2 separate regions of the Mus musculus genome follow, and region 2 is linked to region 1. The links are chromatin contacts, found by Hi-C in ENCODE. All regions are on one chromosome and are shown on one strand. The core of a region is the stretch at or near the end of the contact, and the rest is flanking DNA. Distances in the headings are between cores, read along the strand shown. Region 1 overlaps Tex21 (testis expressed gene 21). Region 2 holds the start of Akap5 (A kinase (PRKA) anchor protein 5).

Region 1 (6,684 bases), core at 2,839-5,338:
TTAGAATTGGGAACAAAACACCCACGGAAGGAGTTACAGAGACAAAGTTTGGAGCTGTGACGAAAGGATGGACCATCTAGTGATTGCCATATCCAGGGATCCATCCCATAATCAGCCTCCAAACCCTGACACCATTGCATACACTAGCAAGATTTTGCTGAAAGGACCCTGATATAGCTGTCTCTTGTGAGACTATGCCAGGGCCTAGCAAACACAGAAGTGGATGCTCACAGTCAGCTATTGGATGGGTCACACGGCCCCCAATGGAGGAGCTAGAGAAAGTACCCAAGGAGCTAAAGGGAACTGCAACCCTATAGGTGGAACAACAATATGAACTAACCAGTACCCCGGAGCTCTTGACTCTAGCTGCATATGTATCAAAAGATGGCCTAGTCGGCCATCACTGGAAAAAAAAGGCCCATTGGTCATGCAAACTTTATATGCCCCAGTACAGGGGAATGCCAGGGCCAAAAAGTGGGAATGGGTGGGTAGGGGAGTTGGGGGGAGGGTATGGGGGACTTTTGGGATAGCATTGGAAATGTAAATGAGGAAAATACCTAATTTAAAAAAAAAAAAAAAAGAAAGTGTCATGGGCCCTTAAAAAAAAAAAAAAAAAAAGGACAGGCTTATTGGGAAGCTGCTCTCAGTGGGTGAGTTCACTGGCCCCAAGTCGCCAGGTAGAAAAGGGGGAGTAGGGGAGGGAGAGAGAAAGAAACAGGCACGCGCAAGTGCAGAGAGAGAAGAGAAGAGGCCTGCCCACTATTTTGGTGCAGGTAGAGCAAATTAACCCACTGCCAGCTGAGAGGTGACATTTTTTTTTTTAGTTGTAGGTCAGGAAGTCATGGCAGAGAAAATGGAAAGTGAAATAAAGGCCACATGCAACAGAGCTGTCTCTGTGAGGACCCTCTGAATTTGACTAATCTGGATCTCACAGTCAGCATAAAATCTGCCGTCCATCTTCCGCCTTTGCTGTATCCCAATCTGCCGTCATAGCAGCTCATCCGTGATGGCTGTGAATGTGACCCTCACAAGCTCAACAGGAAACCATGACCACTTTCGTGTGTCTTTGCAGGCAAGGACCATTTTCCCAGCAGCTCTCCTGGAACACTTCAATGTCGCAGACAAAGAGAATGGGACAGCTCAATTAGCTTGTGTGACCAGCGCAGCACACAGGACCACAAAGCATTGTGACACGTAGCAAAGAGAGAGAGGAGGTGGCTCCAGGAAAAGAAACTAGAGAGTCAGTCCGGTCGCAGTTAGAATACTTCCTTTAGATCCAACCAGGACAGTCCCTTTAGGCTGCATTTCAACCTAAGCATGGTGGCACCAGCCTGTAATCCTGGAATTTTAGAAACAGAAGAATTGCTGCAAGTCCGAGGCCAAACTGGGCTGCATAGTGAGTTCCAATCCAGCTTGGGTCACATAAGTGAGACTCATACAAATAAGCATCCAAAATCTTCAGGTTATGTCTCACAGACAACTACAATCCCAGAACTTGAAATGTGGAGGCAGGAAGATCCGTTCAAGGCTACCAGGTATGAGCTGGGCATGGTGGCACATGCCTTTAATCCCAGGGTTTAGGAGTCAGAGATAGGCAGATCTCTGCAAGTTATGACTATAAGACCCTGTCCAAAAAAAAAAAAAAAAAAAAAGCCACATGCAAGTCTAGCCTTGGGCTACATAAATTCAAGGCCATCTTTGGCAACACAAGACCCTGTCTCAAATAATAAAAATACAAGGTATGGAGAGGTGACTTAGAGGTTAAGAACAGAGACTGTTTTTGCAGAGGACCTAAGTTGGATTCACACCACCCATATCAGGCAGCTGGAAAATTGCCTGTAACTCCAACTTCAGGGTACCTGAGGATCAAGCACCTTCTGGCCTCTTCAAGGACACTGCATGCACATGCATGCACATGCACATTCCATCCCATAGACACAGAATTAAGAGTAAAAGCAGAGGCTGAAGAGATGGTACAGCAAGTTAAAATGCTGAAGGCCAGCTCAGACACTACAGGAGCTGAGTGTGGAGTCAGCGATATGCTGATGACAATGGGTGTGACCCTGCCCCTAACACACACACACACACACACACACACACACACACACACACCCCTGCTGATAGTAGCAAGGAATCTATGGGGTCAGCACTAGTAATGCTAATGGGAGCAAAACTTAATTATCTGAGGCCAGGATTCTCAGAAACTCTGAACACTTTTAACTCTTTGGGGGATGGCAAGAAAAAAAAAGAAAGGAAGAAAGAATTCACACACTTATACACACAAAGTTAGTGGATGAAGCAAAAGAGGCTTCAACAAGCAAGCTTCAACAACTCCACACATAGCAGACAGACAGACTGACAGACACATACTCACACATTGGGTGGGTAGAGCAAAGCTCTAACCATTTTACAAACATACATACATACATACATACATACATACATACATACATACATACAGTTGGATAGAGCAAAGCTCTAACAAGCAAGCTCTAAAGTTTTTTTTTTTCCCCTTTAGTCCTTTTATATTCTCTAAGACAAAGTTCTCCACGAAGAATTACCTCATTCAGAAACAAAATTGTTACATAAGAGGAAGTTACAGCACGATTCTTGGTTACATAAGACTTATTTATTTTATGTGAGCACCCTGTAGCTGTCTTCAGACACACACCAGAAGAGGGCATTGGATCCCATTACAGATGGTTGTGAGCCACCATGTGGTTGCTGGGAATTAAACTGATTACATGTTTTTCCATTAAAACTGCTAACTAAACATTTTTTAATCTTTTATTCTACGAGTTCATTGTAAGTCCAGGGCAGTACTTTTATCTATTTTTTTTTATTCCATAAACTCATTAAAAGCAATAGTTTTAGCTATCTTCTACTTTACAAATTCATTGTAAGTTCAAAGCAATAGTTCTAAAAGTCATTAAATTAACAAAGTTTTTACCAATAAACAGGCCATCTATCTTATGTCTTATTTTTTAACTCTAGCTAATTATCCATTTTATGTTGTTACACTCATATTAGAATTACCCACTCCTTACTTTACTTACCATGGTGTGCACTGAGACTTATGGCCTCGTCCCTGGGGGAGTACAGCAAGGACAAACAGGAGAAGGCACAGCAGGAGCAAGAAGCAGTCATGGGACAAGGTACACCCATCCCAGCCATGCCAAATGGTGGGTCATCTCCAGGAAGCTCACTTGCCCACTGGAGCTCTTCCTGCATGGTGTCTGCCATTAAGAGAATGCACTGCTCTTTCAGAGAGCCCACGTTTGGTCCCTAGCACCCACACAGTAGCTCACAACGTTACCTATCACTCCAGTCCCAAGGGATCCAATACTCTCTTCTGATTTCCTTTGGCATTGCATGCACCTCATGCAAATGCATACACGCAGGCACCCACATATACACATAGAGTAAATAAATGACTTAAGATAAACACACGCACAGCTGGTGAGGTAGAGGTACACGGATCTCTGTGAGTTAGAGGCCAGTTGGTCTACATAGCCAATTCCCAGGCCATCCTAGGCTACATACTAGATGGCTCAGAGGTTGTGAGCACTGGCTGCTCCTGCAGAAGACAAGGGTTCAGTTCCCAGCACCCACATAGCAGTTCCCAGCTGCTTGTAAGTCCAGGTCCAGGGGACTCAACACTTTCTGGCCTCCACAGGCACCAGGCACACAACACGGAACACTCACAAATATATAGACACTCACATATACACGTAAAATAAAAATAAGAATTTTTTAAAAGTAATAAGCTGCGCATGGTGGCACAGCCTGTAATGCCAGCCCTTGGAAGGAAAACAATCTCTGTGAGTTTAAAGCCAGCTTGCAGAGCTGAGTACACGTACAGCTTAGGGGAACCTTGCACACGGAGCACATGCAGAGTTGTAGCCAGCACTGCAAGGTTCTGGAAAACTTCCCAGCATTTAGAGTCAGACCCCAGTCTGGCTGATCTGAGAGAAAATGCGAAGCCGCCAGGAGCCAAGACAGGGAAATCACCTGCCTGCTGCGACAGAGACCAACAGGCACGCAACTCTGCCCCGCCCAACACCCCGCCCGGGCAGCGCCCTGACACCACCCCCACACCCTGATTGGCTGGAATCCAGGCACGTTTTGTTGCCAGGTCTTCGATGGACACAAGAGCAGTCCGCCTGCGCAGGCTCAAGTCGGGTAAAACTGGCTTTGCCGCACTGTTGGGATCTTCAGGACCTCAAGTTTTGTAGCAACCCGAAAGCAAATTCTGAGCAGGAAGGTGGCCTTAGCCTAGATGGCCATTTGAGTTTTCTGACCCGCAGGCAAGGACATTGGGTAGGGTCCCTCCATGTGGAAGGGAACACTTAGAGTTGAAGGCCAGCGGACAGTGAAGGAGGAGAATTTTGGGAAACCCCTGGCTGTAAAACCTAACGACTCCTACGATGACCGCCAAAGAACAGAAGCAGAATACAATGTCTCAGGGCTGTGCCTTCTAGCTCAGGTGCTTCTGGTACCACAAGATCCTGTAATTACAGAAAGTGTTTTGTCAGAGTAATTGAAGCTGCCCACAACCCCATCATTAGAACTCAGAGATCCAAGTCACATTTATTATCTTGAGATAATGTTAAGATTCTAAGCAGCTCCAGCCTTGAAGCAAGCTGTTCGTTCAGCAATGATCCAGAGCTTTTTGTACCTCTGTCTCCCTCTGCTGTTTGATTCGGGACACTGCAGTCCTCTGTGATTCTTTTATTCGCGAGGAAGGGCTGACTGTGGAAAGACCTAAGGCTTCTGTGCTTTGGAGCCAGCTTTCTGTCTTTTGTTTGGGTTGTAGCTGGCAGCATGTGTACTGATCTCAGGCAGCCTGCAGCGCAAGCAGTCAGGAGACCTGGTCTGGCTGTCCTGTGTCCTGTGTAGACAAGGAGGATGTGGGGAAGCGAACACAGAAAGGCTCCTTTGGGCATAGATACCCACATCAGCTCACTGTCTCTGCAAAACAAAACAAAACAAAACAAAACAAAACAAAACAAAACAAAACAAAACAAAAACAAAAAACAAAAAAACTACCGTACAGGCAGTTGCACTCCAGGGTCCCCTGTCCATCTCTAGGCTGAGTGAATCCGACCCTGGCGCTGCCCAAGTCCCAGCTCTGGGCTGGGGTGCTGCCCCTGGCTGTAGCTGTCTGCCTGGGGCTTGAGGACGGAGCCTCTCTGGAGCTCTCTGTAGTCGCCTCATACAGAGTCAACAATCCACACACTGCTGCAGCCTTAGATGGATGCCCCAGCCATTTATTCGGGGGTGGGGGTCGGGGCAATGGACTTTTCTCTCAGGTTAGTCAGTAAATGCTGCATAAGACGATATGCAGTGAGCTTTCATAATTACACTAAAGAAAGATATAGGCTTGGGACAACTTTGTGTTCAAGGAAACCTTCAGTTCCAAGGATGAAGCCACAGGTGTGCACACGATAAGGCAAGCCCATGTAAAACCTGTTGTTGGAACTTAGAATGAGCTTAGAGAAGGAAACACTGCTTTGAACTTGTTCTTCATACCTTTCTGAAACTCCCTTTTTATGGAACATTTTATCTATAAAGTAATTCTTTCTTACATAGAGAACTTTTTGTCTAAAACGCTATAAAAAGGCTGATAGCAATAAAGAAAGGTGGTGTAGCTGTTTTCCACTTCACCCAAAGTGTGTGTGTGTGTGTGTGTGTGTGTGTGTGTGTGTTCTCTGTGTGAGTGACTTCTTTCCCTTTTCTCTTTTCTTTCCTTTCCTTTCCTTTCCTTTCCTTTCCTTTCCTTTCCTTTCCTTTCCTTTTTTCTTTTTTCTTTTCTTTTCTTTCTGGTTCAAAAAGTGTTAACGAGCTCTGAGCCTCTCAGAGGCTTCTAGCTGACTTGCCCGAGAAAGGAGCAGCAGCAAGAAATCCTTTTTGTAATTTCCCGGTGTTTATTTAAGCATTAAGAGTCAAGTTTGTTTGTTTGTTTGTTTTGGGGTTTTTTTTTTGGTTTTGTTTTTTGGTTTTTTGGTTTGTTTGTTTTTTTGTTTTTGTTTTTGTTTTTGTTTTTTTAGTGCTTGTGGAAGGCACAGAATAATAACAAAGAGTTAAGATTCCCCCAGAGTTTATTTAAGCACAAAGTGTTAAGTTTCCCCAGTGCTTCTTTAAGCACAGAGAGTTGAAGAGAAAAGAAGCCAGCAGTTTTCAGCCACAGAATAAGTACGAGAGTGTTAAGTTTCCAGAAGCCGTCAGCTTCCAGCCCCCAGCAGTCAGGGAGAATGACAAGGCTGGAGGCCGTCAGTCTTTGGGCTTCTATCAACTCTTCCACCTCAGCTCCAAACTCCAAAGGCCAGGCCGGGCCCAGGCACCAAAGAGGGTCGTTTATCCAATAAACCACTCATTCAAGACACGGGCTATCGACTACAATTATAAATAGTACAGCTAATTATATGTTTATGGTGCATATCCTGCTTGAATGCAGTCAGTAAAAGCAATTAGATAAGTGTCATATATCTCAAGTGACAATACAGACTAAGCCAGAAATAATAGAAAGATCATCCCAAAGTGGAGTAAACTCCAAGCACAGGAGAGAAGAGATTTTTTAGTTGAAATGTTGCAATTTTATTCACAATGTAGCTATTTTCTGGGTGCTGTAGGAAACAGCTGTGTATAACTTCTTAACCGCATATAGAGGTAGATCTTGCTCAC
Region 2 (6,684 bases), core at 3,047-5,546, 130 kb after region 1:
TGGGCCGTTTCTGCTCCACTGGCTTAGCAAATGTTTGCTAGACTGCCACTGAGAACCTGGGCTCTACCTCTCTATACAGAATGGTCTTGTGAGTTTTTGTTTGAAGTTTCTAGAATGTCCTCGCGTCTCTTATCCTGTGTCTTCTGTTGTTCCTGTCTTTCTGCATTGGCTCTTTCCAGATTCTGCCCCGCACTGGTACCAAAGCTAAACCTTGCTGCTGTGGATAGAGCTGCTTCCCCAGGCATCTTCAACATTGTTAACACTTAGGCCCATGGGTCCAAATAAACAATGGTGGAGAATGGCAAAGGAGGGCTCAACTTCCAGGCATCTATAAGCCACCTGACATGGGTCCTAACTGCAGTCTACACAACAGAGCAGCAAGCACTCTTAACTACTGAGTCATCCCTCCAGCCCTGTGTAAGACCCTGTGTTTGATCAATAGCTACACACACACAATCACAAAAACAATCACAAATAAATCACATGGGAAATTCTCATGTGCCGTTGCAACTTCTGTGCAAGCATCCACACAGCTAACTCCTGCCAATGAAACTGCTCAGAAGGAAGTTGCCAGCTTCGTAACAGGAGCTGACACCTGCTAGCAGCGTGTAGGTGAATTGTAATCAATTAGGTTTATAGCCTCATGTTACAGAAAGGCATTTCAGGTTTCCAGGGCTGGTGCCTGCTGTCACCTTATTCCAAAACCTCTGCTCTCTGCTGCCTCTCAGCAGTTCCTAGAAGGCAGTGCCTACCAAGCTGGGTCCATTCCCTGCCTTCAGAAGGAAGAGGTAACCAAGGTGCTTGAAATGAGGTCAGAGTGGCTGCTGAGCAGTCCTCATGGGCAGGAATCTTTGCTCAAAGGCGTCACAAGTACAAGCTTGCAGAGGCTATTTCCACAGTGAAAAAAGGGCATAAGATAACTACGGCCAAGAAGAGTCAGTGCACTGGGGATCTGTCGGTGTCACCAGCCCAAGTCCCATCATCCCTTCAGTCTGGGGCTGGCACCGTCCCTCCAGTTCCAAGGGTTCCCATGCTGGCCCTCCTCTCTCCTTATTGGTAGGATCCCTGATAAGGAAGTTGTGCCTCCTGGTTGTCGCACCCCCAATGCTGTGCATGGAAGATTCATATAGACATAATTTAAGGGTGACAGTGGAATGTATGTACTGAGAAGCAAGGCACTCGGCTCACTGCAGCTTTCCTGGTGCCCACAAATAGATCAAAACACCAAGGACCTGGGGGCCACAGGTTCAGTAGATGGTGTGCCAGAGAAAGGTGCTGCGGAAGGCTTATTCTGAGGAAGACTCAAGGACATAAGAACTGTTAACGAGGAGTCGAGACCATGTTTGTAGCTAAAAGCCTCGACTGAGGATGGGGACCAGGATGGAAGAGACGGTGTAGTCAGCTCAGATACATACGTAGGCTATTTTACTGGCACGCTCTATCTGTGACATTAATAAGATAAGCTGTGAGGAGGATAGTTCTCTATCAGATTGGAGAGGTATTTATAGCTCATTTCCTAATTATATAACTCAGACGGAGTAGTAGGCAATAATACAGTAATAGCTTCAGCGGCCCTGTCACTTGAGTGTGTTTAGGAGTGACAGGTTTCTTCCTCTTGTGCATGCAGTACATTGTTCAAACATCTGGCCTCAAGTTCTAGCCATATCCTAAAGAAAAGCCAAAATGCAGATTCTTATTTATAGTAATATGCGTCCCCTCCCCCCGGCTCATTCTCTTTCCTGGGTGCATTGTGTATGGATGAGAGAAAGATGCCAGATAAGTTGTTGATCATATAAGTCTTATTTTCCCCTAGAGCATGAGATAATCCACCTCTTACCTTAGACTATAGTCAGCTCCCATTCTTCTAAGGCCAAAGCCGGTGCAGGCGAGCTGCACTTGAGTTTCTAAGATGCTCTTCACTGCTGCTCTTTCAGCCTGCATCTCTCATTGTCCGATGCTTTCTCTTCTTTTCAAGTGGGTCTTGCGATGTAGCGCAGCCTGGCTAGGGATGTATGGTCCTTCTGCTTTAGCTACTCAAGTCCTGGGATTGAGCTACTACACCTGGCTCCAAGTGGTTTCTACTAAGATAGCCAGGTTACCCCATCATAGCCAGGTTACCCCATCAATCATCTGCATGAGCTTCCTCTCCTAAAATGACCGCCAACTCCCAGGTCTGCTGGATTTGGAAAAGCTTAAGAGTTTCTTCCCGCTCGTCTCAAGTTCAAAACTACCAAAAACGGTTAACATATAACCGGCTTGCGGGTATAAAGTCATTTCACACATCTGTGCTTGCTGGATGAACAAAGCTAACTCATTTGGATTTTTTTTTGAGATGGGATCTCATGTAGTCCAGGCTGGCCTTAGATTCCCTGTGTAGCCAAGGATGGCTTTGAAAAGTCTCATCCTGCTGTCTCTACCTCCTAAGTACTGAGATCACAGGCTTGTTTCACCCTGTCCAAACCGCACACTGGCAAGTGTGTGTGTGTGTGTGTGTGTGTGCGCACTCGCGTGCACGCAGAGGGCTTACAGGGGCCAGAAGAGGATCCCCTGGAGTTAAAGGCAGTTATAGAGAACTGAAATGTGCGCTGGGAATTGAACTCTGATTCTCTGCAAATCAAGAACTCTCTTTTTAAAATTATTTTTCTTTTATGTACATTGGTGTTTTGCCTGCATGTGTGAGGGAGTCATATTCCATGGAAAAAAGTCAGAGACAGTTATGAGCTGCCATGTGGGTGCTGGGAGTTGAATCTGGGTCCTCCCGGTCTGTTTTGTGCCTTAAGAGTTTATTCCTTATCAGGTCTGGTTGGAGTAAATCTAGACTAGAGAGTCTGAGGAAGGTAAAATATATTCCTTGAAAAACCATCCCCAAGTGGACATCTGATATTGACCTCTCAAAGGTCATGGTCCACTTAAGAAAGGGGACAGGGTCTTGTTCTTCCGCGTCCCTGGGGCTTTCGAGCTCTGTGCTAGGAGGAGCCCTGGAGGAGGCTGAGGCCTGCTGGAGTACCACATCCATGCTGACAGGTGAGCACAGAACATGGCCCATGTGACATCTCATATCAGAACCGCGGCTGGATTACTGTTTCCTTTAGGACATCCCTTGGGGTCTGCTTACCTTGTTCCTCTCAAGTGGGGACGGAGATGAGGGTGCTCACTATTCCAGCCCCATTTGGAGCAAAGGGTATTTGCCTGGTGTGCACAGAGCCTGAGGTTTGGACATGGTGAAACAAGCCTGTCAGAGTGTGTGTGTGACTTACAGGGTCTCAGCTTGAAAACATCCCAAAGCCACAGGCCCTGAGCTGGGGAGGCCACACCTTTGTGTGCACAGAGCCATATTTGTGCTGGTTCCCACCTGAGCTGACACCTTCCTGTTCCAGAGTGAGGACTGTACCAGTACCAGGTTGAGGTTCTGTTTAGTGAGTTTATTTCTGTTTCTCACCATATATATATAATTTTCTCCATAGCCAGGTGCAGCTTCTGAGGTGGAGGTGGGTGAATCTCAGTGAGTTCAATACCAGGCTGGTTCACAATGAGTTTCAGGTCGGTCGTACAGAGCTACACAAATAAAATGTCTGCCAGTGGATGGTGGCACAGGCCTTTAATCCCAGTACTCTGGAGGCAGAGACAGGTGGATCCCTGTGAGTTTAAGGCCAGCCTGGTCTACAGAGTGAGTCCCAGGACAAGCAAGGCTACACAGACAAACCCTGTCTCGACAAAATAAATAAAATAAAATCCTCCCCCGGCCCCTTATTGTCTCTGTACTGTTATGAATCTTGCTTTTTAATTTTGTTTTTGCAAAAGATCCAGCTAGGGCTGGTTACAGGTGGTTGTGAGCCGCCTAATGTGGGTGTATGGGGATCGATCTTAAACCCCCTGGAAGAGAAATACGTGCTGTTCACCGCTGAGCCATCTTTCCCATCAATCTTTATCTGTAGATATGCTTTCTACCTTGTCTTTAATGTTCCAGGGGGGATTCACGGTGGGAGCCTTATAAATTCAAACAAGGTTTTTACGGATGTGCGTCTCAGGAAATGAGGGGTTTCTACCCTCTTGCAGTCCTCCTGCTTTGCTTTAGTGGTCCCTCCACCCTGGTCCTGATGTCTTTATGCAGCGGTGATGCGTCCGGGGCGGGAGCACGGAGGTCTCTCCCAGGCCGCTGGGCAGTCGGCTGGCAGGTGGCTGGCTGAGTTCACCCCGCCCCCGGCCCTAGCCCCGCCCCACTGCTCCACGCGCATTGGCGCGACCAGCTGTCTCTCTCCGCGCTGGGGAGGGGGCGCGCGGCTGCGGTCCCTCTGCAGAGGGCTGCGCGCTCCGCGGTCTCCGGGGCTCTCCGTTGTTTGGGCCCGTGCTCCTCGACCTCGGGAGCAGAGCTGGCCAGAGACCGCGACGATCTGGGTAAGTAGAGGCAAGACTAGAGGCTCTGGGTCAGAATCTGGTGCACTGAGCCCTGGTAACGGCGGCAGACCCCGGGTCCTGGTCACCAGATTGTGAGGGACACGACTGCAAGGTCGCCGATCCTCAGACGGCTCCAGGTGGGTGACCCTGGGCTGTTCTGCCGCCCGCTCGCTTCGCACGAGTTGCAGCTGCTGCTTTGGCACCGGCTGCCTACCTAACCCTTTTCCTTTAGGGGTTTTCTGGGGAACTGTGATTTTCGGCTCCGGGCTATGATAGTTCTGCAGATAGCTTGAAGCTGGGCTATCTATTCCACGCCCCCGGTATTTTCCTTTCTGAGCACTTTATCCTGAGCTCTGTCTCCTGCCATAGGGGCGTCAAGCTTGGAGAATCCTTCCTCCAGGAGGAAGCTTCGCGGTTCGTGTCTAGTGCTGGGAAGGGTTCCTTGCTCTGTTCAGATAGTGGTTGCTCTCTGTTGCTCAAGGGGAGAAGGGTGGTGGTTGTTTTCTGTGGTCTTGGACAGGAGATTCTGCCAGGAAAGGACAGCAGGGACTTTAAGGTTTCCAAGACAATAATGGTCCTCTCGAAGGTAAAGGTGAATCATTTGCAGTCTTAACACTCTGCAAAGTTTTAATGCCTGCAGGCTGCATCCTTTCCCTGCCTCGCCTACACTTGTTGGGGTGTTGATCTCTACAGTGATGTACATTAAAAGAAACCTCTCGTGCAACCATCTAGGCCATTTAGGTTAGTTTCAGAGACTTTCCGGAATATAATCTCATTTGAATATTTCTTCTATTAATACACACACTTAGAAGGAATGATCTCTAGAGCGCTGGAGGCTCAGGGAAAGAAGACGTGGAAGCCATTAAGACTGGGTTCTAGTTCTAGTGCTAGGGTGTGTGAGGAGAGACTGCAAATGTTATACTGGTCCCATCATTCTAGAATTTTATGTTTCTTTGTAGAAAGATGAAGCTTTCAATACTTACCCTTAAAAAAACAAAAGAAAAGCCTTAGCTCTTAAAACGGTTTTTCAGGGTTCCAGTTCTACAGAGAATTGGGAACTGGTACCCAAGTGAAAGCTCTGTGAAGAATATGCATGAAAGGCTCCCCTGCGCCTAACTCAGGGCTCAGCACCTAAAATGCACGGAGCTGTTGTTAGCTAGTCATTCCAGGTCCTCATTCCTTAAGCCTTGCCATTCTGTGGACTATTACTTTTTTTGGTGGCACTGGGGCTCAAACCCAGAATCTTGTGGCACGTTAGGCCAATGTTCTGTCACTAAGCTATGTGTCAGTTTAGTTTTACATGTTTTTCTGAGACAGGGTCTCACGTAGCTGGTGCTGTCTTCAACTCTACTATGTAGCTCTGTGGATGGCCTTGATTGAGACTCCTGCCTCCACCTCCCACTTGCTGGAATTACAGTCACGCGTGGTCACAAGCAGCCTCAGATTAGCATTTTAAAGCAATTTACTTTCTCTTGGACCTCGAGGCGCAGTGAAAGAACGCAGTTCAGAAACAGGCAGTCTTGGGTTAAATCTGAGCGCTGTTGCCACCGACAAGCTTTGTAGTCTCAGGCAGGCAGACTGCTTAACTGCAGATGGAGATATCACCACCTCCTCACTCTGCAACACTGCGGTGCAGGTTAGAGATGTATGTGAAAGTGCTCAGCGCTGCTGCCTCGTACACGGGAGTCGCGCAACCGACGTTGGCTGGAACCGTCACTAACTTACCTCCAGCTGTGTGCAGTTACAGTGGGGAAACATGAGTAGCAGGCACTTCACTGAAGATGTCAAAGTTACACAACGACTTTTAAGAGTAGAGAATGACAGCGATGCTAGATTTTTTTTTTTTCTGAGAGTATGTATGGAAAGTAGCGCCTCCTTGGTGAAATGTATGTACATTTTTAGAACAGAAACCTTATGCTACAATAGAACGAACACCAGAGAGTCAGATTTTCTACTTCTAACTCTGGCTAGGTCCTCATCTAGCTGAAGGCTTTCTGCAAGCTCTAGCTGCCCACTGGGAGCTCACGTTGATCATTAATTCATCGTGAGCCATCTCCCATGTCCCTCGTAGTACCAGCGTTCTTCGTGGTATGTGATGAGACAGTACTCAGGCTTCCCTACCACACTGCCCTCTCTTTTCTTGTTATTTGCTAAACTTTCCATATGGGACCATAAACAATTCTTGGAGAAGATAACTGGGCACACTAGCAGAGTGACCTCAAACAAAATCTGAGCAAAATGAGTTCACACTCAAATCTTTTTGATAGGGTAAAACCAAGCCTCGCTTTT

Evidence for each region. Hi-C counts contacts between places; a loop is a spot of excess contacts on that map.
Region 2: a map of CH12.LX shows a loop between it and region 1 (4-fold over the local background). The contact joins the promoter of Akap5 here to the enhancer-like site in region 1. A Hi-C loop is called at or near these places in 6 of 37 maps with a recorded cell type or tissue (CH12.LX, Patski, gastrocnemius and 2 more).

The regions. Positions count from the first base shown.
Region 1 is chr12:76,192,113-76,198,796 of GRCm38, forward strand. Tex21 (testis expressed gene 21) reads right to left here. Exons shown (of 10, transcript NM_019784.5): 10 at 6,575-6,684. The coding sequence ends at 6,681. Among named protein-coding and RNA genes, the nearest start is that of Esr2, 18 kb to the left of the region's middle. Within about 2 kb of position 4,089, at least 1 of the 3 ENCODE cell types and tissues checked has a DNase peak (open chromatin) inside an H3K27ac peak, as active enhancers do; it is gastrocnemius, where a contact is called at or near this core.
Region 2 is chr12:76,320,595-76,327,278 of GRCm38, forward strand. It overlaps Akap5 (A kinase (PRKA) anchor protein 5), which reads left to right and starts at 4,297. Exons shown (of 2, transcript NM_001101471.1): 1 at 4,297-4,395. It overlaps Gm40443 (a long non-coding RNA gene), which reads right to left and starts at 2,570. Exons shown (of 3, transcript XR_001780628.2): 1 at 1,838-2,570.